Regions from separate parts of the Mus musculus genome. Here all the other regions are linked to region 1. The links are chromatin loops, found by intact Hi-C in ENCODE. Cell type or tissue: left cerebral cortex. All regions are shown on one strand. Region 1 overlaps Gm30310 (a long non-coding RNA gene). Region 2 has its middle 10 kb from the start of Gm30444. Region 3 has its middle 190 kb from the start of Gm41418. Region 4 holds the start of Grin2a (glutamate receptor, ionotropic, NMDA2A (epsilon 1)). Region 5 has its middle 12 kb from the start of Gm30444. Region 6 overlaps Gm30444 (a long non-coding RNA gene). Region 7 has its middle 170 kb from the start of Gm41418.

The links. A loop is a pair of places that touch in the nucleus more often than their neighbours do. Peaks named below come from ENCODE experiments on the same cell type or tissue, not always from the same donor. Only the 100,000 strongest peaks of a DNase experiment are listed, where the experiment ranks them.
Region 2: a loop joins it to region 1, with 3 times the contacts of the local background. A loop is called at or near these places in 4 of 42 quality-filtered maps.
Region 3: it touches region 1 in a loop (3-fold over the local background); 2 of 42 quality-filtered maps call a loop at or near these places.
Region 4: it touches region 1 in a loop (8-fold over the local background); 20 of 42 quality-filtered maps call a loop at or near these places.
Region 5: a loop joins it to region 1, with 6 times the contacts of the local background. A loop is called at or near these places in 20 of 42 quality-filtered maps.
Region 6: it touches region 1 in a loop (5-fold over the local background); 21 of 42 quality-filtered maps call a loop at or near these places.
Region 7: it touches region 1 in a loop (2.6-fold over the local background); 2 of 42 quality-filtered maps call a loop at or near these places.

What each region holds. Positions count from the first base shown.
Region 1 is chr16:8,882,212-8,886,211 of GRCm38, forward strand. Gm30310 (a long non-coding RNA gene) reads left to right here. Exons shown (of 3, transcript XR_001781949.1): 1 at 1-1,986. Among named protein-coding and RNA genes, the nearest start is that of Gm30310, 2.6 kb to the left of the region's middle. In left cerebral cortex, a CTCF peak has its summit at 1,615 (motif pointing right); a DNase peak (open chromatin) is centred at 1,634; H3K4me3 peaks cover 271 bases; H3K27ac peaks cover 720 bases.
Region 2 is chr16:8,985,278-8,989,277 of GRCm38, forward strand. No RefSeq gene overlaps it. Among named protein-coding and RNA genes, the nearest start is that of Gm30444, 10 kb to the right of the region's middle. In left cerebral cortex, no CTCF peak of the experiment used is centred here; no DNase peak of the experiment used is centred here.
Region 3 is chr16:9,467,733-9,471,732 of GRCm38, forward strand. No RefSeq gene overlaps it. Among named protein-coding and RNA genes, the nearest start is that of Gm41418, 190 kb to the left of the region's middle. In left cerebral cortex, a CTCF peak has its summit at 1,838 (motif pointing right); DNase peaks (open chromatin) are centred at 1,206, 1,815 and 2,981.
Region 4 is chr16:9,991,998-9,995,997 of GRCm38, forward strand. Grin2a (glutamate receptor, ionotropic, NMDA2A (epsilon 1)) reads right to left here and starts at 3,816. Exons shown (of 14, transcript NM_008170.4): 1 at 2,826-3,816; 2 at 2,062-2,252; 3 at 123-554. The coding sequence starts at 536. In left cerebral cortex, CTCF peaks have their summits at 431 and 1,903 (motif pointing left); DNase peaks (open chromatin) are centred at 158, 401, 790, 1,607 and 5 more places; H3K4me3 peaks cover 4,000 bases; H3K27ac peaks cover 4,000 bases.
Region 5 is chr16:9,007,467-9,011,466 of GRCm38, forward strand. It overlaps a transcript of Gm30444 not described here. Among named protein-coding and RNA genes, the nearest start is that of Gm30444, 12 kb to the left of the region's middle. In left cerebral cortex, a CTCF peak has its summit at 2,156 (motif pointing right); a DNase peak (open chromatin) is centred at 2,049; H3K27ac peaks cover 3,284 bases.
Region 6 is chr16:8,998,717-9,002,716 of GRCm38, forward strand. The region is part of intron 1 of Gm30444 (a long non-coding RNA gene); the gene reads left to right. Among named protein-coding and RNA genes, the nearest start is that of Gm30444, 3.2 kb to the left of the region's middle. In left cerebral cortex, a CTCF peak has its summit at 1,682 (motif pointing left); DNase peaks (open chromatin) are centred at 914 and 2,153; H3K27ac peaks cover 300 bases.
Region 7 is chr16:9,450,318-9,454,317 of GRCm38, forward strand. No RefSeq gene overlaps it. Among named protein-coding and RNA genes, the nearest start is that of Gm41418, 170 kb to the left of the region's middle. In left cerebral cortex, no CTCF peak of the experiment used is centred here; DNase peaks (open chromatin) are centred at 1,920 and 2,632; H3K27ac peaks cover 760 bases.

The sequences.
Region 1 (4,000 bases):
GCCCTTTGAAGGTCTCCAGTGTCAAGCCTCTCACTTTGGAGGGGGCCACAGCCGGTGTGGAAGGAGACAGAAGGCAGGACAGAACAGGGCCTCACCTGAGTGTCTGCACTTTGAATCCAGAACAGGCCACTGTGTGGCCTTCATCAAGTGCTGTTATGAGCCTGTTCTATAAAACAGGATGCCCCTCCCCAAGATGTCTTTTATTTAAAAAAAAAAAAAATCCCTCTTAAAAAAAAGTTGCACATATCATAGAATTCACTCAAATTATACAATTCAACTTAGAGTATTTAGATGTTATCCTTTTTACTTAAAATCTTGCCATGACCAGCCCTGGTCTAGAAAGCACCCTGTTGTTCAGGCTGGCCTTGAACTTGGGGTGAGCCCCCTGATTTAGCCTACTGAGTGTTGGGGTTATAGGCGTGTACAGCCACACCACTCACAATCCTCACTATGTGCGTGTGTGCTCACCCATGCTTGCCAGCAGCATGTGTTGAAGTCCAAGGACGAGTCAGGTTTGTCCTCTCCTCTCCACCATGTGGTGGAGGTCTAACTCAGGTTGTCAGGCTAGGGGCAAGGAAGGGCCTTTGCTCCATGAGCCATCTTGCTGGCCCAGCATCTGCACTGTGGCCAGTACTGGTCAATGAGGCTCTTCCCATAGACAGAGTCTCTTCTCCCTATTCAGGAGTCCAGGGCCTCAGGGTCGACTGTGACATCACTAGCCCCTCTGAAATGCTCTTTAATGTCCAGGAGGCATTTTCAACCTCATGCTGTTTTCTGTGTTGAAGAAACGCTCCGAGCCTTCCGCTTTGGGGATATTGGTAGGAACTCATGTCAGATACCCCTTTTATTAAAATCCTTAAAGTAAATGCCACTGGCAAAATGTCTGTTTAACATAGACGGAGCCTGAAGAGCCAGGCAGCTTCAACAGTTGCTCTGGAGACACTGGGCTCCTGAAAGTCGTCTCTGACCTCACAGATACCCTGTGCCATGTGTGCCAATAAAGAAACAAAGGCACTTCTGGCTGTTTGTTTACTTTTTCAAGACAGGGTTTCTCTGTGTAGTCCTAGGGCTGGCCTGGAACTCAGAGGCATGCCTGCCTCTGTCTCCCTGTCTCTCCAGTGCTGGGATTGAAGGCATGTGCCACCACCACCTCCTGGCTTTTTTTTTTTTAAAGAGTAGTGAGCGAATGAGATACTAAATAGCAGCTGTTAGTGAGGCAGTTGTCAGAATGTGTCTGAAAACTTAAAGTAGGGCTTTTGTTATTTTTATTTGAAACTGGGTCTTACTCTGCAGCCAGGGCCAGCCTCGAGCGTGAATGTACAAACCTGTTCCTTTAGAGGAATGTCCCACCTTTGCTGGCCTTAAATTCACAGAGATTGCTTGTCTCTGCTGGGCTTAAAGGTGTACCTGGTTACACCCAGGTCCTTGTGCATGTTAGACTACCCAACTGTATCGTGAAGCCACTTCCCGGGATGGTTTTGGAGAAACTAAGTGCCTTCCTGGGAATTTGATTCTTAGAATAGGATGCAAGCAGAGCCAGGAGTCAGGCACCAAGACCTTGAGACTCTCACATTCCTGCCACAACAGTTTCTCAGTCATTCTAAACTCAACCAGCAGGGGGCGCCAGCGCACCATGTTCCTCTGAGTGTCGGGTACCTAAGAAGCTGCCCGTGCTGCTTCCTGCCAGGAGATGACCTCTATGTGTCTTTTCTGCCTGTTCCTTTCAGCAGAGGAAAGTAAGGGGATGCTCTGCTTGGAGCTACCTGGCAACCAGCAACTGAGTAGTGTGATCCTGCCTCCGCAGATGGAAGAAAATGAAAGTGCAGATCGTGCTGTGGGAAGCTGTTACCCTTGGCCTCAGCGTGTTCTATGCAATACCCCGTTTGCACTGCATGTGTGTGTCCACAGAAGGATTAGCCAGAGGGAAAAAAGAACAGTGTTTTTTTCCTATAGAAAGGCAAGAGAGAAGACGACACGATTCACTGGGTAAATGAAGCTGCCACCAAACCCAGTCTCTGGGATTTACTGGGTAGAGAGGAGAACTGGCTCCCAGGGCTGTACTCTGCAGTCATGCACCTGCTACCCCCAAACAAACAAGTAAACAAGTGTTAAAAAAACAAGAACTGGGCTAGGAACTGTAGGGGTTTGAACCAGGATGGTCCCCGTAAGCTCATAAATTTTAATGCTTGGCTTCCGGTTAGTGGAACTGTTTGAGAAGGACTAGGAGGTATGGCCTTGTTGGGGAAGCATGTCACTGGGGTGGGTTGTGAGGTTTCAAAAGGCCAGGCCAGGCCCAGTGTCTCTCTCTGCTTGCAGCTGTGGATCAGATGTAAACGCTATGCTCTGTCCAGGGCCAGGTCTGCCTGCCTGCCTGCCTGCCTGCCTGCTGCCTGCCTGCCTGCCTGCTGCCTGCCTGCCTGCCTGCCTGCTGTCATGCTCCTCTGCATGATGATCATGGACTTTCTGAAACTGTAGACAAGCTTCCCAATTAAATGCTTTTATTTTTATTATTATTATTTTTTTAATTTTTTATTTTTTTTTCCTCCCACCCCTATTTTTATTATTTTTAAAAACTTTTTATTGATTCTTTGTGAGTTTCACATCATGTACCCCAGTTTCGCTCATCTCCCTGTCCCCTCGTGTCTGCCCTCTGCCCTTTCAACTCCCCCAGAATAACACACACACACACACCCACCCAAAGCATAGAAAACATCTCATGGTGGAAGCTGCAGTGTGTCCCAGTGTGTCCCACAGGATATCCCTCTGTCCACATGCCTTCACTTGCGAATGCTCATTGCAATGTGTCTGGTTAGAAGACTCTGGCTTCTGTGACACCAACATTGAATTCTCACTGGGACTCCTCCTGGTTATCCTATGTGTTCCCCTGTGTCATGAGATCTTGGAGTTTTGGATCAGCCGGAGTGGCCCTTTCACACCCCCCCCCCCAAATTCACAGGTGAGGTAGATGTTGGGATAGGCCAACTCAAAAGCCTTGGATCTGGGCATGGGTGGCAGTTGAGCAGGTCAGCCCTCCAGTCCTTACCACACCACCAGGGCCAGCTCTCCAGCACTGCCCTGGCTAGGCCACCCAATGCTGCTACTGGCAGGAAGGAGGCAGCTCTTCTGCTGTCATGCCCTCTGGGTGGCTCACCTGTACCCATACCTCTCCAGCCAGCTCCACTGTGCTGCTCAGTAAAAGTTCGAGGCCCACTCAGTGCTGTAGCTGGCAAGAGGCTGGGCCAGCGTTCCTGCTCTCAGGACCCAGGGCCAGCTTTCCTAACTGCTGGGCGTGGTGAGGGGTGAGTCTGACCAAGCCCGCTCAGTCAGTCAACAGGTTCTCCAGCGCGGGAGTGAGGATTAAAAAGAAAAAAAGATAGTTAGACAACATTGTAGCATGACCCAAGTCAATTCTCAGACTGAAGGCAAATTTAATTTTCCAATCCACTTTTTATACATTTTAATTACATGCAGGTATTTTGGGCGAGCAGTACAATAAGGAACTAACAAGGCAGTAAGCGAAGTCCTGTGATTACTCCCATGGCAGTTGTTTAAAAGGGCTTGTTATAATGACCCAACACTTGAGCCCACTTCCTCGTCCAAGCCCAAAATCTTGCCTGAAGCCTAGTTCTTCTGTTCCATCCTGAGACATCCTAAAATTCCTGCCTTACCCGACTTCCTTATTACAGCCTAAAGTTAGATTCTTACTGAAACTGACTTCCTTATTATGCCCTAATGTCAGAGTCCTGCCTGAGCTTACTTCCAATGTCAGATTCCTGCCTGAAGCCCATTTTCTGCCAAGTGGTATCCCAGAAGGCTTTCCAGCAATTAGGTGTGGGAAGGGCCTCACCTCCACACCAGCACAACCCCATGGTGGAGGAGTGGTGAGGCCAGCGCTCCCATGCTGGCTTTACCTTAGGGCCGGATCACCTGCGGCCCTGCTACTAGGGCCAGCTCTACTGTGCTGCACAGACCAGGCAAAGGACCCACTCTCCCGAGTGCA
Region 2 (4,000 bases), 100 kb after region 1:
AATAATGCTGAGGCTCTGTTGCTATGGAATGATTTTGGAGTGTGGGGAGAAACGAGTGGTGGTCTGTTAGGTAATCTTGGGTTCCAGCAACCAGCGGCGCTCATGGTTTCTATAAAAATTCTCTGTAATAGAACACAATCATGTTATTTGCATGTCTGAAATTCTGCTGGTTCCTTTTATATTACATATTTTAAAAAGATTTATTAATTTATTTAGAGACAAAGCCTCACTATATATTCTGGCTAACCTGGAAATTGCTAGATAGAACAGGCTGGCATTGAACCCACAGAAATTCCCTTGTTTCCCTTGTTTTGGATTAAAGATGTATGTCACCACAGCTGGATAAAAGATATATTTTGTTTTTAACTGTGTGTACATGTGTGTCAGTGTAGAAATATGAGCACACGAATTCAAATGCCTGTAGAGGCCAGAAGAGGGAATTGCACCTCCCTGGATTTGGAGTTATAGGTAGGTGTGAGCGTTGGTCCTCTTCGAGAATAGTGTGTGCTCCTCAATGCTGAGCTTCCCTCCTGCTGCTGACCTGCAGTGTCATTATCAAGCTAACACTGCTTCCCATGGCTGCATCAGAGCCCCACATAGTCTGGAGGACTTTGTATCTCTTTGTATTTCTCTGATCTTTGTTGCTTCTCTCTTTGTGCGTACTGACCGTTGCTGTTTAGATCCGTGACATTCCCCATCGGAGTATTTGTTTGAACACTTGTTTCCTAGCCGGTGACACTGTTTTTGAAGGGGAAGCATGTTGGAGGAAGTAGATCATTTCGGGTGGGCCTTGACATTTGATAGCTTGCCCCTGCTTACTGTCTACTTTCTGCTTTCTGACTGTGAATGTCATGTGAACAGGTGCCCCACACATCTGCCACCATTATCTTCCCTGCCATGGCAGACTTTATTCCTTTAACTATAAACTGAAGGATTCCCTTTCTTCCTGTATTGGTTACTTTTCTGTTGCTGTGGGAAAATTCCATGACCAAAGGCAACTAAAGGAAGAAAGGCTTTATTGTAACTCATGTTTCCAGAGGGATAGGGCCTACTAATGGCCTTGGAGGTGGTGGTAGGCACAGCAGCTGGAGCAGGAAGCTAGGAGATCACATTTCAACCACACACAGGAAGGAGAGAGAGAGAGAGAGAGAGAGAGAGAGAGAGAGAGAGAGAGAGAGAGAGAGAGAGAGAGAGAGAGAGAGAGATATCTTATTTAGGGGTTTATTGCTGTGAACAGACACCATGACCAAGGCAACTCTTATAAAGGCAAACATTTAATTGAGGCTGGCTTACAGTTTCAGAGGTTTAGTCCATTATCATCACGGCAGGAAGCATGGTAACATACAGGCGGATGTGGTGCTGGAGGAACCAAGAATTCCACATCTTGATCTGCAGGAAGCAAGGAGGAGACTGGAATTCTACACTGGGCAGAGCTTGAGCAAAGGAGACCTCAAAGCCCATCCCCACAGTGACACACTTCTTCCAACAAGGCCACTTGTACTTCAACAAGGCCACACCTTCTAACAGTGCCACTCCCTATGGGACAAGTGTTCAAACACATGAACCTGTGGAGGCCAAAGTTATTCACACCACCATGTTCCTCTCCCGGGTCCCCATAGGCTTGTAGCTATAACATAATGCAAGATGTTTTTAGTTTAATTTCAAAAATCTCCACATTCTATCATAGTCACAACAGTGTTTAAAAGTCCAAAGTTCAAAGTCTTTTCTAAGATTCATGCAATCTCTTAACTATAATCCCCCATAGAATAAAAATTAAAAAAGCAGATCACATACTTCCAACATACCATGACACAGGATATACATTACTATTCCAAAATATGAGGAAGGGAGCACAGAGAGGAAACACTGGACCAAAGCAAGATCGAAAGCCAGCAGACAAACTCCAAACTCCGCATCTCCTCGGATCTCCAACTCTTTCAGCTTTATTGTCTGTAGCACACTTCTTTCTCATGGGCTGTTTCCACTCCCTGTTATCAATTCCTTTCTTCAGCAGGTATCCCATGGCTCTGGCATCTCTAACCTCCTGGAATCTCCAAGACAACCCAGGCATTAACTTCACAGCTTCACACAATGGATTTTCTAGGCCTCCATTCAGGGACACCATGACACATTCTCAGTGGCTTTCCTTAGTCACAGAGGGAAATTCCATCTTTGATTCTAAAGCCAGGACCACATGGCCAAAGTTGCTTGCTGGGGCTGGAACATGGCCCCCTTATTGAATTACATCTTCACCAGCTTTATGTTTTCAATGGTTTCCTTCACTGCCTAAGCTTGGCTGTTCTGAAACTTGCTTTGTAAACCAGGTTGGCCTTTAACTCAGAGATCTGCATACCTCTGTTTCTTGAATACTCAGATTAAAGATATGTACCACCAGGTCTGGACCTAAGCTTTTCTTTAATTCCTTCTCACTATAGATGGTTATAAGCATGGCCACTATGCCTCAAGATCTGGATTAAAGGCATCTGTCAATCTGAATCAAATGTGTGTGTCATCACACTTCAAGATCCTCATCAAAAGCCTATGTCGTCCAGCCTCAAGATCCCAGGCAAAGGCATCCTGTATTCCTGCCTCAAGATCTGGGTCAGGTGTGTTCTCTATTTCTGAGCTGTAGTTCAGTCCAGATATATCCAAGTTGATACTGGAGAATGGCCACAACATATGGCAAGGCTATAACTCCTCAAAGTTCACCCCTCAGTGAACACGTACTCCAGAAAGGCTGTAAACTCTAAACTTTCCATAACCTCTCCAAACAATGTCACCACCGAGACCAACTGTTCAAACTCATGAGCCTATGGGGGACATTTCTCATTCAAACTGCCACAGTCAGCTCCTTGGCCCTCATAGAAGTCATTTCATGATACAAAATGCATTTAGTTCAACTTCAAAAGTCCCATAGTCTTTAACCATCTCAACAGTGTTCAAAAGTCCAATGCCTCTTCTGAGACTCAAGGTGTAAGGTAGAAAATTTAAGTTTGACCCCCTAGACCAAGTTGGAGCCAAGAGAGAAAAATAGTCCCTGAAGCAGCCTGTTCTGAAAATTTGCTGACCACAGAACAGGTAATTACACAAGCTGGTTCAGTGACCTTGTTCTAGGACCTGGTTGACCACAAAAGTTAGATTAAAATTTTGAGAACAATCTTGAGAAGCAGGGAGTTTCCACTTGTGATTTTTGTACCCCCTTGTGATTTTTTTTACTGGTATTCTCAGTATTTTCCAATAACACCCTCCCTACCCTCTTGGGTTGTGTTTTTTTTCCTTTAAATATCCCCTTTCCCAGCTACTCGGGGTCCACGGTCCTCTACCCCTGCGTGGTGTATGACCAAAGCGAGCCTGGAATAAAAAGTCCTCCTGCGGTTTGCATCAAGGCCATTTCTTGTGAATGATTTGGGGTGTCACCTCTCCTGAGTCAGAATGTGGGGAAGTCCTCACTTTGTGGATCTTTCAAAGGCAATTTGTTAACTGTGTCCCCTTATTTAAAAAACGATGACAACAACAACACCCAAATTACCTACTTGCAATATACATCCTTACATAATATACATCACTTACATTCTGAAAGGAGGGATGTGGGCTGTGAAGAAAAACTGGACCAAAGTAAGATCAAGATCCAGGAGAGTAAACTCCAAATTCCATGGTTCTATGTCTGGTATGGGGGGAGGGAATTCTGTTTCAAAGGGTTTACATGACTATTCCTCTAGTTTTTCCACCTGCCACATACATTTCTTTCTTGGACTTGCTCCACTCCTTGTGTGTAGCTGCTCTTGACAGATGTCTCATGACTCTTGTATGTCCAACAGTTTGGGATGTCCATGACAACCCATACTTCATATTCACACAGCTTCATGCAGTGGCCTCTCACAACCTATTTACAGGGATTTCAGCCCTATTACTGACTATGTGACCTCAGCAGCTCTCTGAGATTGCAGGAGAAGAACCCACAACTCCTTCAATCTTGTATCTTTTATACTTCTAATGCCAG
Region 3 (4,000 bases), 590 kb after region 1:
GTAGTTTTCTAAGCTTATAAGAACATGTTATCTGGCTGACTTGACTTCATTTGATCTACATCTGAACTCAGGGCTGCCTGCTTGGACCTTGGCTTCAGAGCTTTAAACCCATGTTTATCATTTAGCCTGTGCTGGGGTAAAATGTCATGGGAAGCATGTGGTGAAAGTTGCTCACCTCATGAGGGCAGGAAGAGAGAAGGGATGGAGAGAGAGAGAGAGAGAGAGAGAGAGAGAGAGAGAGAGAGAGAGAGAGAGAGAGAGAGAGAGAAAGAGAGAGAGAGAGAGAGATCTTTATTTAGAACAAAATAGTTCTCTCAAGCCCTGTTTGCTAATCTATGAAGGCATCAGTGAATTGATCCACCAACAAGGACACCTCATAGTCCAATACCTTCTCGCAAATGCTCTGCATCTTGATTTCACACTAGAAAACTCAGCCTTTGAAACCCAAGATTTTGAGGGTACACTAAATTGCAGACCATAACACCCCTTTCAAAGAACTTGGGAAGAATATATTTGAAAATTCCTGAGGCAGTTGGTGTCTTGAGGTGGTGTCAAGTATAACAAATACTGTTTACTCTAATTCCCCGTGTAGTTTGTAAGAATACATAAGGCTTGTTGTACTGGGCCTGCAGTGTGGAATCAAAAGTGATGTTTGGGGAAGAATTGTTTTATTCCGGGTTCTCTAATATATATATTATACACACATAGATATGCACATATATACATTCTATTAATATATACATATATACATACACATATTTAATACTTATTGGATATATTTTACAAGGCGCAGTTAGGATAATTCAACAATGGCTGTCTCACCCTGGAGAGGCTGAGAGATCTCAGCAGTCCCCATCTGGTATTGAAGACATGGAGGGTGTCTGGAGAGCGACTTCAGTGTACTTCAGAACCCTAAAGATGCTGCTTCTAACAGCAGTGAAGGAATGTTAAAGCATCAGGATAGACAGACTTTCCAGCAAGAGTAAGGACAGGCATGCAAAAAGCAGTTTTCTTCCATGTTCTTTTATCTGGGCTGCTACCAGAAGGTGCCACCCACATTTAGGGTGGGTCTGCCTGCTTTAGCTAATCTGATCAAGAAAGACACACACAGGTGAGCCCAGCAGATTGTGTTTTAGCTGATTCCAGATATAGTCAAGTTGACAACCAAGATTAGCCATCACTGGGGTATTTATAACCTACTTTGCACACGTATATAACAGGGATTGAAGCAGAACTCGAGAAGGGGTTCAGCCCTGTCTCCCTGTGTCTCTCTTTGTGTGAGGTACGGAAGACACAGATTAGCCATGGGTATAAAGGAGGACTCTAAGTAGGGAAAGCTGACATTCTCAAACGCCATGTGGTGTGCTGTCCTGTCAGATTCCTCCAGTGTCTTGCTGCTACCTGTGACATCTGTGGGTCTGCAGAATCCACACTTCTGATGCTACCCCAGCTCTTCTGAATAGGATATATCTGTGTCTGCAGAGTCCCCCGATGACTTGCATATGGGCTGATGTCTGAGGAGCACGTCACACAAAAGGGCTCAGTGTCCTCTCTCATCTGAATCTTGCCTTGGTCTCAGTTCCCTACAGACTACCAGGCAGGCAAGGGGACAGACCAGGAGGAGGGAGTGCTGAAGCCTCTTTGAGCTTGCTTCACTTGGCCACTGACCATCAGTCTATAGAGTCCCACAAACACCTGAGCAGCCTGGGACAGAGATAAAGTCCTTCGTTGTGAGATTGGCTAAAAGATTGTGGTGCCCAGTGTGTGATGGTCTGTATCAAGTGTCAAGGTAAGATTTTGACATTTCATTTATTCTTTGGTAAAGACTCATGGAACACATCCTATAGACCAATAGAGGGAGACATAGAGCGTGATGAAGGATGGCAACAGTCTCCAGCCAAGCTCTGCCAGTTCCTAGCTGGGTAACGTTCCTTAGGTCACTAGGCTTCTCTAAGCTCCATCTCCTGTAAAATCAGGCCAATGACAGTTGCTGCTTTTTAGGGTGAGTCTATAATTGATCGAAACTTTGTATACCAATTTGGGTTACATAATAATTAGTGAATGAATATTAGGTGCATCTGCTGCCCCCTCCCATCCTGCCAGCTGCCTGGGCAGTGGTTCTCATTCTTGGCTGTCTCCATAACAAAGCTACTAGTGTGCTTTTCACATGTAGACTGTGGTTACATACAAGGCCTACTAAAACCTGATCTTTGGGGGTAAAAGCCAGACATTGTGTGTGTGTGTGTGTGTGTGTGTGTGTGTGTGTGTGTGTGTGTGTGTTTGTCCTACAGAGGCCAAAGGTATCAGATTCCCCTGGAGCTAGACTTACAGACAGTATCCTGGGACCTCATGTCCTTTTGAAGAACAGCCCATACTTTCTCCATGAGTCATTCCCCATCTCTCACTCTCCATCTTAATTTCTTAGATAGGGCCTCACTCATGGACCTCAGATCTTGCTGATTCAGCTAGACTGGCTGTCCTGTCACCTCTTGGATCTGCCTGTCTTTGCCTTTCTGGCACTGGGAATGCAGGTTGATACTGCCACACCCTGCATCAGCATTTCATAAATTGTTCTCCGGCAATTCCTAAATCTATCTAGGACACATCCCATGTCATGGAATCCTTCAGGGAAACCTGATGTTCTGATGGGAGAGTGCCATCTTCTGAAGTCCTCCATGTGAAGATGTCCTGGTAGCTACAGACTGTGCCATTGTGCACAGAGAGCCAACAGAAAGCAGCAGGAATGGCGGAGCTTTGGGTGCATCTAGTACAACAGGCACTCAAAGTGAGGAAACTCGACCCATACAAGTTTTCTTACTTTACTAGAAAGATCACCACTGTGTATGACTCATGCTGGCACACAGTTGATTCTCACAGCCAGAAAGCAAGTAGGTAACCACATCTCAGCCTGACACCAACGACTGATGGCCTAAGGAGGTCCTGAGTGCCCATTAACCTCTCCATGTCTTGTCTTACTCCTTTTTGAGACTGGGTAACTGATGGTTTTTACAGGGCCTGCCAGATGGTGAAAAGAAAAGCTGTTGTCACCCATCTCAAAGAAGTGTTAGAAGATTCAATTAAATGTAGAAGTGCAGACACAGCCTGCAGTCCAGTCGAATGTGTGCAGTGAGCACAATTCAGGGCCGGGCCACTATGCTATCTATCACTTAAGTATTCATGTCTCCTGGGAGTCTTCTTGGTCAAATAGTTAATTTTGTGTGTACATATGTGAGTGTGTGTGTGTATGTGTATGTCTGTGTGAACACTTAAACCTACTTGTGTGTGTATGCTCATGTGCACACTTATGCATACTTATTTGTGCTTGTATGTGTATGTATGCGTGTGTGCGTGTCCACACTTGGGTGTACTCGTACATGTATGTGTGTGCCAGTAGTCAATAGCAGGTGTCTTCTTCAGTCACTCTCCACTTTATTTTTTGAAACAGCCTCTCTCAGTGAATCTGGAGCTAACCAATTAGATTGACTGACTGGCCATCAAACTCCCCGGATCTTCCAGTGCCCTGCCCCCTACATACATCCCAGTGCTAGGCCTATGGTGAACATTGCAGGGCTTTTATGGAGATCAGATTCAGGTTCTCATGCTTGCTTCTTGTAAGCACTTTACCAACTGTGTCATCTTTCCAGTCTTGATCAAGTCCTTAGTTAATTCAAAGATCACACCAAGAATTCCTGGGAAAACTGGCTACTTGTGTCAGTGAGTTCAGTTGCTTCCTTCCCAGTGATATGTTCAAGTTTTATTTATTTATTTATTTATTTATTTATTTATTTATTTATTTATTTATATTTTAATTAGGTATTTTCTTCATTTACATTTCCAATGCTATCCGAAAAGTCCCACATACCCCCCCTACCCCCTCCCACTCCGACTTCTTGGCACTGGCGTTCCCCTGTACTGAGGCATATAAAGTTTGCAAGACCAATGGGCCTCTCTTTCCACTGATGGCCGACTAGGCCATCTTCTGGTACATATGAAGCTAGAG
Region 4 (4,000 bases), 1.1 Mb after region 1:
TCGAATTGAGTATATGTGTACAACTGAATAGGAGATGTACCCCACCCCACCCCCGCGAGGTGGCTGCCATTTGTAGAACAACCCCTCCAGGACCCTGGCAGTCCATCTCCTCCTGGCCTTACCTTGTCAGCCATGATCATAGATGCACCCCCATGAATGCCCAAGATGGGGATGAAAGTCTGTGAGGAGATAAAATCCAGCATCTGAGCCACAGCCTCTTGGTCCGTATCATCTCCAAACACCAAGCCATGGATGCGCGCCCCGGACATGAGGTCGCACACATGCGTGATGAGGCTCTTAGGGTCAGTGCGGTTCATCAATAACGCCACCACGTTCACATCCAGGGGCAAGCCGGTTGCCTGCTCCGGGCCCCACAGATTTCGAAGTTCGCGTTCTGTCACGTCGTGGCTGTGACCCAGCAGCACCGCAATGTTCAGCGCTGGAGTACCCTTCTCCGCCGCCGCGTTCTGCGCCGGACCGTGCCAGACCAGAAGGGCCGGCAATACCAGCAAGGTCCAGTAGCCCAGTCTGCCCATGGTCGCCACTTAGGGTCCCTGTAAGGTGGAGGAGAGCGAGAGGCAGGTGGTGGTCAGTGAGGGGCCCAGGAAACAGGATAGACTGCCCCTGCACCCGCTCTGAGAGTCGAATGTGAAACCCGACACCAGCTCTGACTGTTTTTGTCACTCTTTAGAATACTCATCCTTGATGCCATCCACATTCTTCGACCCATGTCCATCTCCACGTATCAGTCCAAGCCGAGCTATTTTGCCATCCCTGTCCCCAAGCCCATCCTGGCATCCTCCTTCCTTCTCTCTTGTCTCCAGCTGACTCCCTCAATCCCATCTGGGTCCAAATTCCACACAAGATTCCCCAAATTTGACGCAGACAACAGCTCCTAGGCTCCCAGAGAGCCATGAACCCCACTACCACCCACAATCAGAAGCCCAGGCCAAGCCCTCTTTGCAACCCTCTCTCTCCGCAAGTGCGTGGACCAAGTTATCGACCCCGCCCCCTGCTCAGGAGCAGCGAACTCCGGACTAGCCCTAGCGTGAGAGGCGGTGCCTGCATACTGCAGCCTGAGTCTGTGGCGAGCCTACAGGGTTAACTGACCCCACCCCCTGGGAGCTCGCCCAGTGCGCCACGGAGCTCGCCCAGTGCGCCACAGACCTTGCTCCTTTAGTGGCACCCACCAGCTGCAGATCCCGCACCCCCCCCCCATGCGAGGGTTACAACAAGCGCTTGAAAGTGTAGGTGCTCTTTGTGACCCCGGGCTCTCAGGTGCACAGGGGAACTTGAGGCCGGACTCCCCACCACTACCTTGCTGGGAGAAGCTCTATGTCAAGCCTCCCTGGACCCGCCCCCTACACACGGGTACGCACAAGCAACATACAATCTCATGCCGTGTGAAATGCTGAATTCTGGAGAGTAGGAGCTCTGCCTTCCACCCCCACCCTAACACCCCGCAAGTGGGCCAGCGCGTGGGAGCTGGCAAAGAACGTGCGGGGGTGGGGGTAGGCTCCCAAAAAGCTCTCAGATAGATGAGGAGTGTGCATCCCCTCCTCAGTCTTTCCACTGCAGACCCTGGAGCCAAATCTTAGATGCACGTGGGCAGTGGGCTGCACACGCTAACAGACACGCGCGCTTTTCTGCGCATATCCCCAGGCCGCCTTAGAGATGCCCACGGCCAGCTGGAGCCTTCAAACGTCCTCAGACGGTGTGCACACAAGCACTGTGCCAGGTGCACAACAGTGCTTGCCTGAAAATGCCTGTACGGTCGTGCACGCGTGTACAAGCGCGCGCCCTTCGGCTCGGGTGTTGTTGCACCCCGGGGGAAGTTGGGGCAAACTCCAGCCTTGGCTTTTTAGGGTGAGCAAGGTGGAGTGCAGGGCCGCAGCGCCACCTGGTGCTCCTCCAACGCCTCGCCATTGGGCTCTCCCTCTCCAGTTTTCTCTCCCTCGCTCTTTTCCCCCCATCTCCCTACTGAACCCTCTCCTCTCTCTTCACCGGTTGAGCCTATATCCTCCCAGGCCCGGGAAGTCCGTATCACCAACTAGGACGTACCTGTAGCCGGAGAAGGTGGAGGATGCAATGGGGCGTGCTGCGCGCACGAGCATCTCGGCCGCCTCAGCAGCCACCAGGTTTAGCGGGTTCCCGCATGCTGCGGCCCCTGCGTGCTCCCCTGGCTGTCCCGCGCTGTCCGCATCACCCCCACGGGGGGCGGCTATCCCAGCCGGAGGCTCTGCAGCAGGGCTCTAACCGGGGCGGAGGAGAGATGGAGAGGCAGGGTCAGCCCACCAGTGCTAAGGGAAGGTGGGGGGAGGGATGCAGTCTGCAGTGCTCACAGCCCCCTTATGCACCCTGGGGGCTCGACCAGAGAGGGAGCTGGAGCTTGGTGCCTATGACACCCTCGGTGCGGGTCTTCACTTCCTGTGGCTGATAACCAGAGCTCCTTTCAGGGACGCACCGGAGAGTGGAAGCCCCAGGTTGGCCACCCACGAGAAGCTTAGTGGGAACCTCCACCCTCACCCCCTACCACCACCTCGGCGCCCGGCTACTGGGAGTTGTGCGACCAGGAGCTGCTGAGCCTGGGGTGGGGGGTGGGGGGCAGGAAAGGAGGGGGCGCTGGCTGAGTTTGCTATGAGCCGGGAGGAGAAGAGGGGGAGGGAAGGACGCGGGCTCCCGCGGTCCCGGATCCCCGAGGGAGGTGTGATCACTCCCACGTAGCGACCCTCTTGTGCGTCCTGCCGCCCCCTCCTATCCATACCTTCCCCCCACCAGCTTCTCACAGGGCCCTCCCAGGCTCGGCGTCCCGCGCCAGCACTCACCGCAGCCTCTCTCCACATAGTTCTCAGCAGTGGCCACCCCTGGTCATCTCCAGGGCTGATTGCTGCCGCCGCGACTCTCAGAGCTCATCCGGCCCCATGCTCAGGCACAGCACCCCAGGAGCCTCTCTCCTAGAGCCCTGGCTCAGCTTTATGCTCCACTCCGGACAGCGGCTGCCAGGTCCTCTGAGCGCGCCTGGACACCCTCTCCGCAGTCCTGCTCCTGCTTGGCGTGCGTGAGTGTGTGAGTGTGTGTGTGTGAGTGAGTGTGGGAGCGCGCGCGCGCGTGTGGCCGGGGATCCCCGCGGTCCCTGGCGGAGAAGGGCGCAGGCAGAGGACCGCAGCTCCCTCCTGGCCCTTTCGCTGAAGGGCCAGCTCCGAGCTGGGCGTTCGGTTCCTCACTTGGTCAGCGGGAGCCCAGGAAAGAGCCTGGCCACCGCGGTTCACAACACTGGAGAAGCCAGGATCCTAGGGCACGCTTCTGCTGCGGTCGCCTAGGAGGATAGAGGAAAGCAGAGGCGCCCACCACAGCAACTTAGGACTTGTTCTCAGCCAGCGAGACGCAACGCAGCAACCCCCGCGCAATCCGACGTTGTTTGGAGCTCTGGTCCGCCTGCAGCCGCCCACCCCGGAGGCGGGCCAAGGCAGACCCCGCAGTCCCTAGGCGGCGACGCGGAGCGCGGCCACCCTCTTCTGGAGCGCACGGCGGCAGCGGAACAAGGCCGACCTAGGTGTCTGGCTGGTGACGGGGGGAGCTTGCGGTGGCGCGCAACCTTGGTGCTGAAACCACGCTCTCCGCCCGCTCCCGGGCGTCTGGTGCTGCTGAAGAATCAATTATTCAGATCTCTGCTACGGATTCCTCCTCCTCCAGTGCCTGGCGCTGGGTGCAGCAATCTCTGTTCCACGCAAGGCACGCCGACACGCACACACCCGCCCAGGATGCTTCTCTCAATGCCTCACCACCCTGATATGGGAACCCACTCTGATGTCAGAGAGCCGGGAGCTTAAAATCAGAAACATATATACTCTCTCCAAGCACAGACACGCGTGCGCGCGCGCATACACACACATACACACACAGACGCGCACCCACAGACACACATACACACTTGCTGCTTCCTTCTCTAAGTTGTTCGAGACAAAACGTAACCCTGTGGTTGCCTCTTCTAAGTCACCAG
Region 5 (4,000 bases), 130 kb after region 1:
TTGTAATGGCGACCGTGAGGGCGGCTCCTCACACTGGCTAGTTTTGTGTCAACTTGACACAGCTGGAGTTATCACAGAAAAAGGAGCTTCAGTTGAGGAAATGCCTCCACGAGATCCAGCTGTGGGGTATTTTCTCAATTAGTGATCAAGGGGGAAAGGCTCCTTGTGGGCGGGACCATCGCTGGGCTGGTAGTCTTGGTTCTATAAGAGAGCAGGCTGAGCAAGCCAGGGGAAGCAAGCCAGTAAATAACATCCCTCCATGGCCTCTGCATCAGCTCCTGCTTCTTGACCTGCTTGAGTTCCAGTCCTGACTTCCTTGGTGATGAACAGCAGTATGGAATTATAAGCTGAATAAACCCTTTCCTCCCCAACTCGCTTCTTGGTCATGATGTTTGTGCAGGAATAGAAACCCTGACTAAGACAATGGGTGAGGTGGGGCAGAGGAATGTGCAGTGTTTGTCACATGGGATGGAGTCAGAAAACAGGACTGGGCTAGCAAACCTTAAGGCCTTCCCTGTGTGACACACTAACTCCAGCAGGCTCCACCTCCTAAAGGCTTCATGACCCTCCAAAACAGCACAAGCAACACATGAACCTGTGGGAGACATCTTAGACTCAAACTTTATGACAGAAGGGTTGTTTGATAGCCCTCCACTTGGATAAGCCCCAATGTGTGTTGGGGTCCTTTTGTGACTTCATGGTCATCTCCCTAACCCCATACTTACTCTCTCAAAGTCACCTACTCCATCAATTCTGCCTGGCTACTTTTCAAATCCTAATTGTGTTCTGTATCTTGCCCAATGTTTGGCACTTCTAACAATTAGCATAAAGGTCTGACATATAGTAGGTGGTCATCTGCTCCTACATTAGCATAGACCTATAGTGTGCCAGGTGTTGTGAAGGGCACTGGGCACGCTGTGGTGTTAAGCATCTACCTTCGGGAGTGTTTAATATACTGTCTCCCTGGTGTGACAGGAGATGAGATACAGACACAGCTCCAGAGAGTCACTTCTCAGGTCTGTGAAATGCTGTTCCCTGGAAAACAGCTCCAGGAAAGTAGGCTCAGGCAGTGCGGAGCACCTGTGCAGACAACAAGGTCTAGTCCTCGGCTCATAGCAAACAACAATCACAGGACATATTGGGCCTTGTCGGGTGTGTGTGTGTGTGTCCAGAGTCTGTCTTCTGGAATGAGTAGGAGAGTGTGGAAGTCTAAGATGATCCTCAAGCGAAGACATGGAGCTACTAAGTCAGGGGCCTTCATAATTCTCCTTGAATGCTCACAACTTTGTGATGTAGGCTCTGGGGTTCATACACCCATTTTACAGACCCAGAGAGATCGACTTGTCTGCGGTGGCCAGTGAGCTGGCAGCAGGGTACATGTGATGCCTGGACGCCCATCTCTGTTTTTATTTTTTCCCCTTTCTCTGATCTTCCTGCCTCTGCTTCCTTTTCAGCATGCTGGGATGGCAGGCTGTGTGCCGTCCACCCAGTTATTGTGAGAACCCGGCCTAGTGCAAGCCCAGCACAGTCTACCAACTGCTCTGCCTCCCTAGTCCTGGACTTTTCAACTCGCAATGGGTGCTTTGGGTTGTAGGTTCAGAGCACAGACTGGAGGTGATATCACAGCTCTGAGTTGCCGGCCTTTTGACGCTAGCCAAGTCACTTTTCCAAGTCTTGATTTCCTTATATCCATAATTCTAAGCCTTCTTGTGAGGTAGCAGTGTGACGGCCCAAGTAGAAAAGATTCTAAGAGAACATGGTAAAGCTCTCAGAACACACAGCGGCTGCTGCCTCAGAAAAAAAAAAAATCCCAAAGTTCTTTTCTTTTTGTAGAAGCTGAAAGCCAAAGGGTGGATGATCTCACCTCCTTCCCCGGAAGGAAGATGCAGAACTTCCTGGGAACCGCACATCCCTCCTTCCTCCTCCGAGTCCAAATTTCAAGAAATGCAGCTAAAATTGGCCCTCAAACAGCTTTTGCAGAGCACGCCGCAGCTTTTTTTGGGCCTAGAGAGCCAGTTTCCATGATGAAAGTGGCACAGAAGGAGAGACCCAGCTAAAAACAGCCACCGCCCAGGCTGGTGTTAACAGGATGCAGCCTACCCTAAGATCTGGCAGTTCATACGCCCAGGCTTCCGCAGCTGATTTGCGCATCGCCACTAGGTGGTAGCATCGCGACATGAGGCGCGGGAGCACACTCCAGGACCCCAATGACCGAGAACCCTGTGAGTGAGAACATTAACCTGCCTTGGAATTCGCCACTTCATTGTCTTGCTTTTATTTTGGGGCATGCATTTGCATTACAGGAGCTCCACCGAAGAGTACTTCTTTTAGGGGATTGGGACCCAAAGAGGTCTTGGGCATCCTGGCTGCAAACACCAGACACCCTGAATCACCTAACCCAGCAGGTTTCACCATGCCAACCTGGCTTCTTTTTGAACATTCCAAGCAGAGGCGTCAGAGTCTAGAGGGAGAAGGTACGCATTTGGAGTAAAAGCCAGCTGTCTCCTTTTCTGGGTGCAGGCAGTGTGGCTGCGGTGTCTCAAGGCCACTGAGGCATTATAACCTAGACCCTGAGCAGGATATGAAGGGACTGTTTTCAGAACAAAGAGGACTCACTGCTGTTTCTACAAGTATGTGTGAGGCACATGCATTTGTTAAATGCACTTGCCTGGGCCTGCAGAGTATGGGAGGCCAGAGATGACATTGGGTTGTTATCCTCAATTGCTTCTCCTTTTTATTATTTTGAGACAGGGTCTCCCATTGAATCTAGAGCTCATCTGTGGCTACACTGGTTAGCCAGGGAGCCCTGTAGTGCTGGGGCGATTTACTTTCTTCTCCGGGAGGCTGGGGCTCCTAACTCAGCTGAGAACTTACTTAACCAAGCTTGAGGGCTCACACAGCCGGTGTTTCATCCACTGAGGCATCTCCCCAGCCTCTATTGTCTATTGTCTATTACAGTTCAGTTTCTCTCTGGTCCAGTGTATAGTAGATGCTCAACAAACACACATCACGTTTTCTCATCTAAAATGCTTGGGACTAGAAGTGCTTTGGACTAGGATGTTGGAATACATGCACAGATACAGTGGGGTGTCTTGGGAAAGGGCCCTGAGTCTGAACCCTGCATTCAGGTATGTTCTGTATGTATCTTTTATGCATAGCCAGAGGTCAGTTTTATAAACTTTTCCATGCACCTGTGTTTTGACTGCAGCTGTCATGCAAGGTCACATGTGGAATTTCCCACTCGTGGTCTAATTTGCTCAGTTTTGGATTTTGGATTTTTGGATTATGGATATTTATTATCTTAGTTTGGGGACCACAGAGGAAGGTGGACAGGGTGGGCCAACACTGTGGACACCAGGAGTTTTCCTTTAAGAAATGTAAATTCTAGTCCCTGTCTGGCCACCACCCGAGGCAGAACCTCCTGGATAGGCTCTCGAGAGATCTCAAAGCACACACTTGAGTTGCTCCACAGCGAAGCTTCTTCTGGCCCCAGTGATCAGGAATTTACCTCAAGTTCTGCGAAATGGCTTTATTCCTCAGGCTAGTCCTCCATTACAACCATCTCTCTCATTTTCCTCAAGCGTCTCCAGCTTTCTCTGCCTGAGCACAGGTGTGTCTGGCTGATGCACTGCACTGTATACAGGTGTGTCAGCCAGATACACTGCAGTGTGCACAGGTGTGTCAGCCAGGTGCACTATAGTGTACACAGGTGTATCAGGCTGATGCACTGCACTGTGCATGGGTGTGTTGGGCTGATGCACTGCACTGTGCACAGGTGTGTTGGGCTGATGCACTGCACTGTTCATGGGTGTGTTGGGCTGATGCACTGCACTGTGCACAGGTGTCTCAGGCTGATGCACTGCACTGTGGACAGGTGTGTTGGGCTGATGCACTGCACTGTGCACAGGTGTCTCAGGCTGATGCACTGCACTGTGGACGGGTGTGTTGGGCTGATGCACTGCACTGTGGACAGGTGTGTTGGGCAGATATACTTTTCTTC
Region 6 (4,000 bases), 120 kb after region 1:
TCCTCTCTTAACAGCTTGAAGCCCAAGATGAAGCATTAGGACCTGGACTGTGGTTTTTGTAACGTAACTTTGCTTCAATATGTTCTACTTATTCTGAGGCCATTTCTTCCTGTATGGAACAGCAGGGCCAGTAGTCAGTGTCCAGAGTGGTGCAGTCACCCCCTGGACAAGTGTTGTTTCTGTTTGGTATCGGCTACACACTCATGTTTACAGTCACCCAGTACTTACGGCTCACAAGGCCAGCTTTCCAATTAGGGTAGTGATTTAGTTTTACATCAAATACATTTAAACTCTTTCAGAGTGTGTAGATTAGAAAAATTCTTAAATACATATTAGAGGTGGTGGCAGGCATAATAACAATAATCGCAAAGGTTTATTGAGTGCTTATGTGGGCCGATTGTGATTCTAAGCACTTTCTATTCATCTGCTTCTTCTAATGCTCACAACCATTAAAGCTGGGTCTATCATTAGTCCCACTGTACAATGCAGCAAATGGAGGCTGAGAGGCCTCCCTATCTTGTTTGGGTCTCAGGACTGGTCAGTGAGAGTCAGGACTTGAATCCAGATCCCTGACTTGACCCCATGTTCCAAAATGCTTCTGCCCACAGGATACACATAAACGGTGTTGGTATGATGTTTGCCTGGGCTTGTATGTAGAATGATCACTTGCTCTGATTGCTCAAGACTCTCTTGATTGAAGGGATATCATGTATCTTGCATGGAGGGAGACCCGCAAGTTTCAGGCCAATGGTTACCAAAGATGACTCTAGTAATGTCTTTTCCAATCTCTTCTGAGATTGTCTTACTGCGTATGGTGGCAACACCCGCCAAGCATATGCAACCAGCCTAAATATGGGAGATCTGTAGGGATTGTGAAGAGTAAATATACACATCTTCTAACCACACACATAACATCCAGACATTCCTGCTTTAAAATAACACGGTAAGTGCCTGATCGGTGTGAATGTAACTAACAGTGACACTTGCCTTCTCCACATAAATAACAGAGAGAAAATGTCCCACATCTCTATCTATAGCAGAATAGTGTCATGTACAGAAATATCATATCTTGGCACACTGACATATATCATATATCAGAATAAAGGAGGCTCTGTCAGTGCAGCCGAAATAGTAATGATACAGATGATAGTTAAGATGTAATAGTGATGGAAGATGTTGATAGTGATGATGGTGGTGGTGGTGGTGGTGGTGGTGGTAGTGGAGGTGGTGATGGTGGTGAGTGGTGGTGGTGATGTGACAATAGTGGAGGTAATAATGACAAGACTAGCTGTCCTGCAAATCATCACTCACTTTATTTCAACACTGTGCTCATTGCTTTGTGGGCTCTGTTTTTTTGTCTTTGTTTTTGATTTTTGAAGCAGGGTCTTGCTATGCAGTCTTGGCTTGCTTGGAACTCACTATGTAGAGCAGGTTGGTCTTGAACTAATGACACCTTCTACCTCGGTGTCAAGTGCTAGGATTATAGATGTGTGCTACCATGATTGGTTGTGTGAAATTCTGGTGGGGCAGAGTCATTAACTGTCATCTCTAGGGGCTGGAGAGATGGCTCAGCGGTTAAGAGCACTGTACTGCTCTTCCAGAGGTCCTGAGTTCAGTTCCCAGCAACCACGTGGTGTCTCACAACCATCTGTAATGGGACCTGATGCCCTCTTCTGGTGTGTCTGGAGATGCTATAGTGTACTCATATAAATAAAAAGAAATAAATTTTTAAAAAAAAACCCTGCCATCTCCATCTTGCACACAAGGAAACAGGGCACATAAAGCTTCTACAATTAATATACACAGGAAGAGAGGAGCTGGGATTTCTAATTCAGGCATCACATCTGTAGAGGAGTCCCGTTCACCCCTTTGGTACATGAGGAGAGCACATCAGAACTGGGTCATGAAAGTCATGGCATCCGCACCCATGCCAATGACATTGCTTTCAGTGACTTTTGGGAATCTCTCCATCTACGATGTCTTGACGGTATCTGCTAGGAGCAGACTCAGCACGAGCTGCCAACTGGGTGATAAACAGTGGTGCCTCTGAATCTGCATTTTTGCTCCCTTGATATTTCTTGGCCACTGAAGTTCTTCCTCTCCTCAGGGCCCACTTCCAGGCATGGATGGATGCCCCTGTGTCTGGTGCCCAGAGAGAAGGGATACACGCCTTCACATACCTCACAGAGCTGGGGTACAGAGAAGGGCGGCTTAGCTTCCTGTCGGGCTGCTCTGGACGCCTCCCCTCTCAGCTGTTGCTGTGCCTTCCCTCATTTCCTTTCCCTCTGAAGGAGCCTCATCAGAATTCAGTGAGCGAAGGCAATATTTATGGGAATAACCTTGAGCCTACTCGTACATGTATTTGTAGCGTTCAACACTTTATTATTAGCAACAGATTACTTGGTGATATACCTCACGATTGCTTGCAATGCACTACACCTTGCCCGAAGACTGCTCAGAACATGCAAGACATGGAGCGAGAGAGGGAAGGGGGAGGGGGAGAGGAGAGGAGAGAGAAGAGTGAGGGAAAAGGAGCAAGGGGAGGGGGGAGAGGGAAAGAAGGGAGGTGGGAGAGAGGGGAGGGGAGGAACCTCTTCCTCCTTTCATGACATCCTGGACACAAGCTATGCCACCCTGACCCATCAACCTGCATCTAGACCACTGATTCTCAACTTTCTAATGCTGCAGTCCTTTAACACAGTTCCTCATGTTATGGTGACCCCCAACCACAAGATTTTTACATTATGTAAGAGTTGCCACTGTTAGGTACCTGTACTGTAAAAACATTGTAGGGCTTTGGTCTGGTGCTGCTTGTATTCACATGCTAAATTCTGTATACCCCCAAGATCTGGTTGCTCCAAGACAAGCAGATCTTTACATATACCAGCTTTTGTTGTGTAAACCTTGTCCCCCAAAGTATCCCTGATGCCTACAGCCTGAGATGGATAAAAGGGAGGGACAGAATGAAGGGTCCAGGGCTTGGGTTCTCAGAATGGCCATGAGGACCTGCTTGTTGGAGTAGGAGCAGCCCAGGCAGAATATGCCAAGTGGTATTTTAGGGTTACTGACAGAGAAGTAGACAAAATGGCAGAGGGTTGACAGCTGCCCAGCTCTAGTGCTTCGAAACTTATTATAAATATAAAGGTTGTTGTGTCTTTTATGGGGGAACAATATGGCCTAACTGGGGTAAAAAAAACCCTCCAAAATAATATTTACCCATAATACATCGGTATTATGGTTTTAAGTGATTCCTGGGAAAGTGTCATTTGACTCTCAAAGGGGTGATGGCCCTTAGTTTGAAACTGTTGATCATCGACAGTTGAGTCTTTGATTTGAGGGCTCTTAGGGATTTTTGATGCCAGGAACACTTGGGCCTTTTCCCAGAAGGTGTCCCCAAGAGAGCACTCCTGAGACTGCAACCACAAGAAAGCCTTTGATAATTGTCAAGAACCTTGGGACTTAGACAGAGAGCCATATGACACCTTTAGGCTCCAACAACTTAGGTGTCCCTCCTCATCCCCCCAGGACAAAAGTGATTAAGAAAAGAAATTAAGGAAAGAAAGCGTCACTTTGGTTTATGGTCTCAGAGGATTCACCCATGGTCACTTGGACTCATGCACTCAGGCAAAATATCATGGTAGTGTTAGCATGTGTCAGAGGAAAGCTGTGGTGTATAGTGAGCTGAGGTTGGAGCAGCTCACATCATGGTGGACTAAAGCTGAGAGAGAATGCCTCACTGTGTGGCAGCAGGAAGTAGAGAAGAGCTCACAAGGACCAGTGGTCTACTTCTTTCAACCAGGCCCTTCCTTTGACGCTTGTATGACCACCCCACCCCCGTGCTCCAATAGTCCATTTAACATTTGAAAGCTCCAATGGCTCAAACCATGGAGTAAGCCAGAGCTCGCATGATTTATAGAACCGGCTCTAGAAAGAGTCTCGGTCACAAACTATTGATCTTCTTTGGGCACTTACCACTCATGGTCTTGGCTCTAATCTCTTT
Region 7 (4,000 bases), 570 kb after region 1:
TTTCTCTTTAACAGCCCAATGGCATTATTATATTACCAGTGGGATAACTGATGGGTGACAGGGAAAGGATATAGTTTACTTACAATCACACCCTCTTGGCAAAGCAAAATTTCCCACCTATTTCTGACTGCCAAATATGTGATCTTAACCTTGAAACAATCCACTTATATTTGCTTGTATTTATATATGGATATAGCACTGCAAGGGTGAATTGTTTCACTGATTGAGACGTTGGTGGCTGAGCTTAGGATTGTATACATGCCAGGCAAGTAAGGTATATTCAGAGCTGACCTGCCTTTGTGTAAATATATGCATTTTCTTATTTGATCCCTTATTTGACTGTGAATTAGGTTACCCTATGTAAATTTTAGAGATAAGAAAACTGAAGCACAGGGAAGTATAGTAACCTACTCTATTTTGTGTCCCTTGAGACTTTATATTCAATTAATAGCCTATCATACATGTAGCACCAATTAATTTTCCTAATGACAGATGCTTCTCAAGTGCCTGCAACCTCTTCAAGAGGGAACGGCATGCTCATTGCAACTTCATTTACACCATTAATTTGGTAAATGTCCTCTAGCCTCCATCCAACATGTCAGATTCCAGCCTTAATAAAACTTAATGAGATCTGGCTATAAATATGTGAAGGTAACTGCTTGTGCAACACTGTAATATTCTTGAAAAAATTTTTTTACCTCATTTATCATAGCTTCTAGAGAGGAATCCTCTTCAACTTTTACGAGAAGGAGGAAAAAGATGCTAACTTTATGCTCCCTCATGATTCCGTGTTAGAAACAAAGGCATGAACTGATTTTACCTTCAAATTCTTTCTCTTTTTGATGCCAAATGCTGCTTGGCCCCATGCCCATAAATGTTGACAGATTTCCTACTATGTATAGACTTCTATTGTACCTACTATGCACAAAGTTTTATTGTGCTTTTACTATGAAATAGTACAGGAGAAATAGAAAGCATAACTATACACACATGCAAAATGTTAGTAAAAGTAAGTAAATAAACAAATAAATAGAATTAAATGAGATAACACATTGATTGTTTTCCTGTAATTCTTTAAGGGATTTTTGTGTTTCCTCTTTAAGGGCTTCTAGCTGCTTACCTGTGTTCTCCTGTATTTCTTTAAGGAGTTATTTATGTCCTTCTTCAAGTCCTCTATCATCATGATGAAAAGTGACTTTAGATCCGAATCTTGCTTTTCCAGTGTGATGGTGTATCTAGGATTTGATATGGTGGGAGAATTGGGTTCTGATGATGCCAAGTAACCTTGGTTTCTGTTGCTTACGTTCTTATGCTTGCCTCCTGCCATCTGATTATCTTTAGTGCTACCTGCCCTTGCTATATCTGACTGGAGCCTGTCCTTCCTGAGATCCTGGGTGTGTCAGACCTCCTGGGAGTCAAGCTGCCTCTGGGGCCCTGAGATCCTAGTGTGAGCAAGCTCCTGGGATCCTGGGATCCTGGGATCCTGGGTGTGTCAGAGCACCTGGGAGTGGTGCTTCTTCTGGGTATTGTGGGGATGGCTGTGGAGTTTGCTCCCAAGGTCTGCTCAGGACACCAGCCCAGACCAGAAGAAACCTGTGCCACTGGTCTGGTGGAGTTCCTGCGTGCCTGGGTCCTGCTGGTCCCAGTTACTCCCGATGCTGGGACAGACGTTGTGCAACACATTGATTGTTAATAGTAAACACGTATGGTTATTAGTGGAGGCTTTACTCTTAGGGTCATAAAGAGCCCCTGTGATAGAGTCCTAGTATTTTGTTCTCTGTGTCTGTGATCTCTTTCCACATCTGATTTCTGGCAAGTTCTGGTTGGTGTTGTATTCTTATTCATGTCTTCTCATACGACTGCCATGCAAAGTAGCACATTTTGTGTGGCGACAGATGCCTCTTCCCAGACATCCCCAGCTGTCATGTTGAATTATGCAGCTTCAACCTTGTTGGACCACAGTTCCCTGTAACACATTGTTACATCTCATACGGAGAATCACCCAGGCCTGTTAGACTGGATTTATGTCCCGCTGCAGAGTTGTAATGTCTTGTGCCATGTCTTGTTATATGTGGTCCTACTGACTGACTAGGGCAGGGGTATGGAGATTTTCACACTCAGAGCCCTGGATTCTGCTGCTATGTCACATAGCCTTGCAGACTGCCTGGCACTTTGTATCTCTGTGTATCTGCTCTTGTCCTCCCTGTGCTGTTCCTACTAGGAAGTTCCTTCCTAATGCTCCTTGATTCAAGCCATTGGTCCTTGGAAATTTTTAAGATTTCCTGCAAAGCTCATGGGACTCAACTATCTGTTATTGATGAGGGATTACTGTTTCCAATGGTCTTGTTTGTGTGCCTTACTATAACTCCTTAAATCCATTTTTTTCTGTCATGCATTTCTGTTTTATCCTTATGTAAATTTTTAGTGCTTAGGGAACTTAGTGTGGTGGCTAATCTTGACTGTCAACTTGACTGCATCCAGAAATAACTAAAACATAGACAGCTGGGGGCACTCCAGTGAGGGATTTTTGTGGGCTGGGTTATTTCAGGTAGAAAGCTCCACCCTAAACCTGGATAATTTGAGGTCCAAGACCTACTCTGAATCTGGGCTCCATCTTCTGGTGACGAAGCTCCATACTTGGCGATTAAAGAAGGAAGCTTTTCCTTTTCCCTGCTTGCCCCCATTCTGGTCAGCAAGCTTCTATCCTGCTTCTGAGAGATCTCCTCACCAGTGCTAGAATTCTTATATATATGTATGAATGCTTGCAGCCTCCGCTGTGGTAATATTGGGAAGCTAAGATATGTGGAGTATAAGGAACACGTGTGGGTGGAACTCTCAGTCATAGCATTCTAACAGGGCTGAGGAGGTGAGTCTGTACCTTCTACAATGTGAGGACCCTGGAAACCCACGTTTAAGAACAAGAAAGTTGGTATCAGACAGATAGCAAATATGTCAACGACTTAATCTTGGACTTGGCAGCTTTCTAGAGCTGTGAAAAACAAACTTCTGTTGTTTATAAACCACACAGTCTGTGGTGTTTTGTTATAGCAACCCAAACAGAGGAAGACAACAATGGGAAGAAAACTGATGTCTCTGGGGTCAGATGATTATGCTTTGGGGTGGAGTCACAGTGCTTAAGGAGCAAAGGACATTTTGAGAGGAGGCAATGGGTCTGTGGTGTATGTTCTTAGGAAGAACTATTGGACTCCTCAGCACCAAGAGATCCTCTCTGTGCTGGCTTGATGAGTCCTGTGAGTCTTCGAATAGAAACTTTAATCTTGAGTCTGTCACAATCACCTAGACAGAGTCTGACGGTGGAGGCTTTTGTGTTACCTCACAGTTTGCATTTTGTGTGTGTGTTTACATGCACACACATGCATGGCATGGAGAAGCTGGAAGATAAGATTGGGTATTGTTTCTTAAAATCCACCAATCTTATTATTATTATTATTATTTGAGACAGGAACCTGAAACGTCCTGATTGGGTTACGCTGCCTGGCCAGCAAGCTTCAGGACCTCCTGTCTCTGCCTTCACAGTGCTGGGATGCAAGTGTGGGTTCTGGGTTTAAAGTTAGGTCCTCGTGATTGCATGACAAGCACTTTACTGATCCATCTTCCCAGTCTTACAGCTTGTACTTCTAGCCCGTTTCCTGGTGGTATTGCAACTCTATTTTGGGGCTTTCTCACTTCAGGGATTACCGTTCATCTTAGTTGATTTCAACTGAGGGTCAGTTTGAGCTTCCCCGAGGACCTTTGGGAATGTTTGGAACAGTTTTAGGTGACTACAACTGCTCTAGGTGATGATACTCACCTGTAGTGGGTAGGAAATAGACGTGGTTTTAAGCATCCTCCATCACACAGGATAGGCATTCATAATAAAGATCCATGTAGACAAACATGAGACCAATAACAGTTGATCCAATAATGAAGACAGCTTAATAACCAATGGGTGGGTACTATATATATTGCAGACATACCTGACAATGGGATGATTCGTATC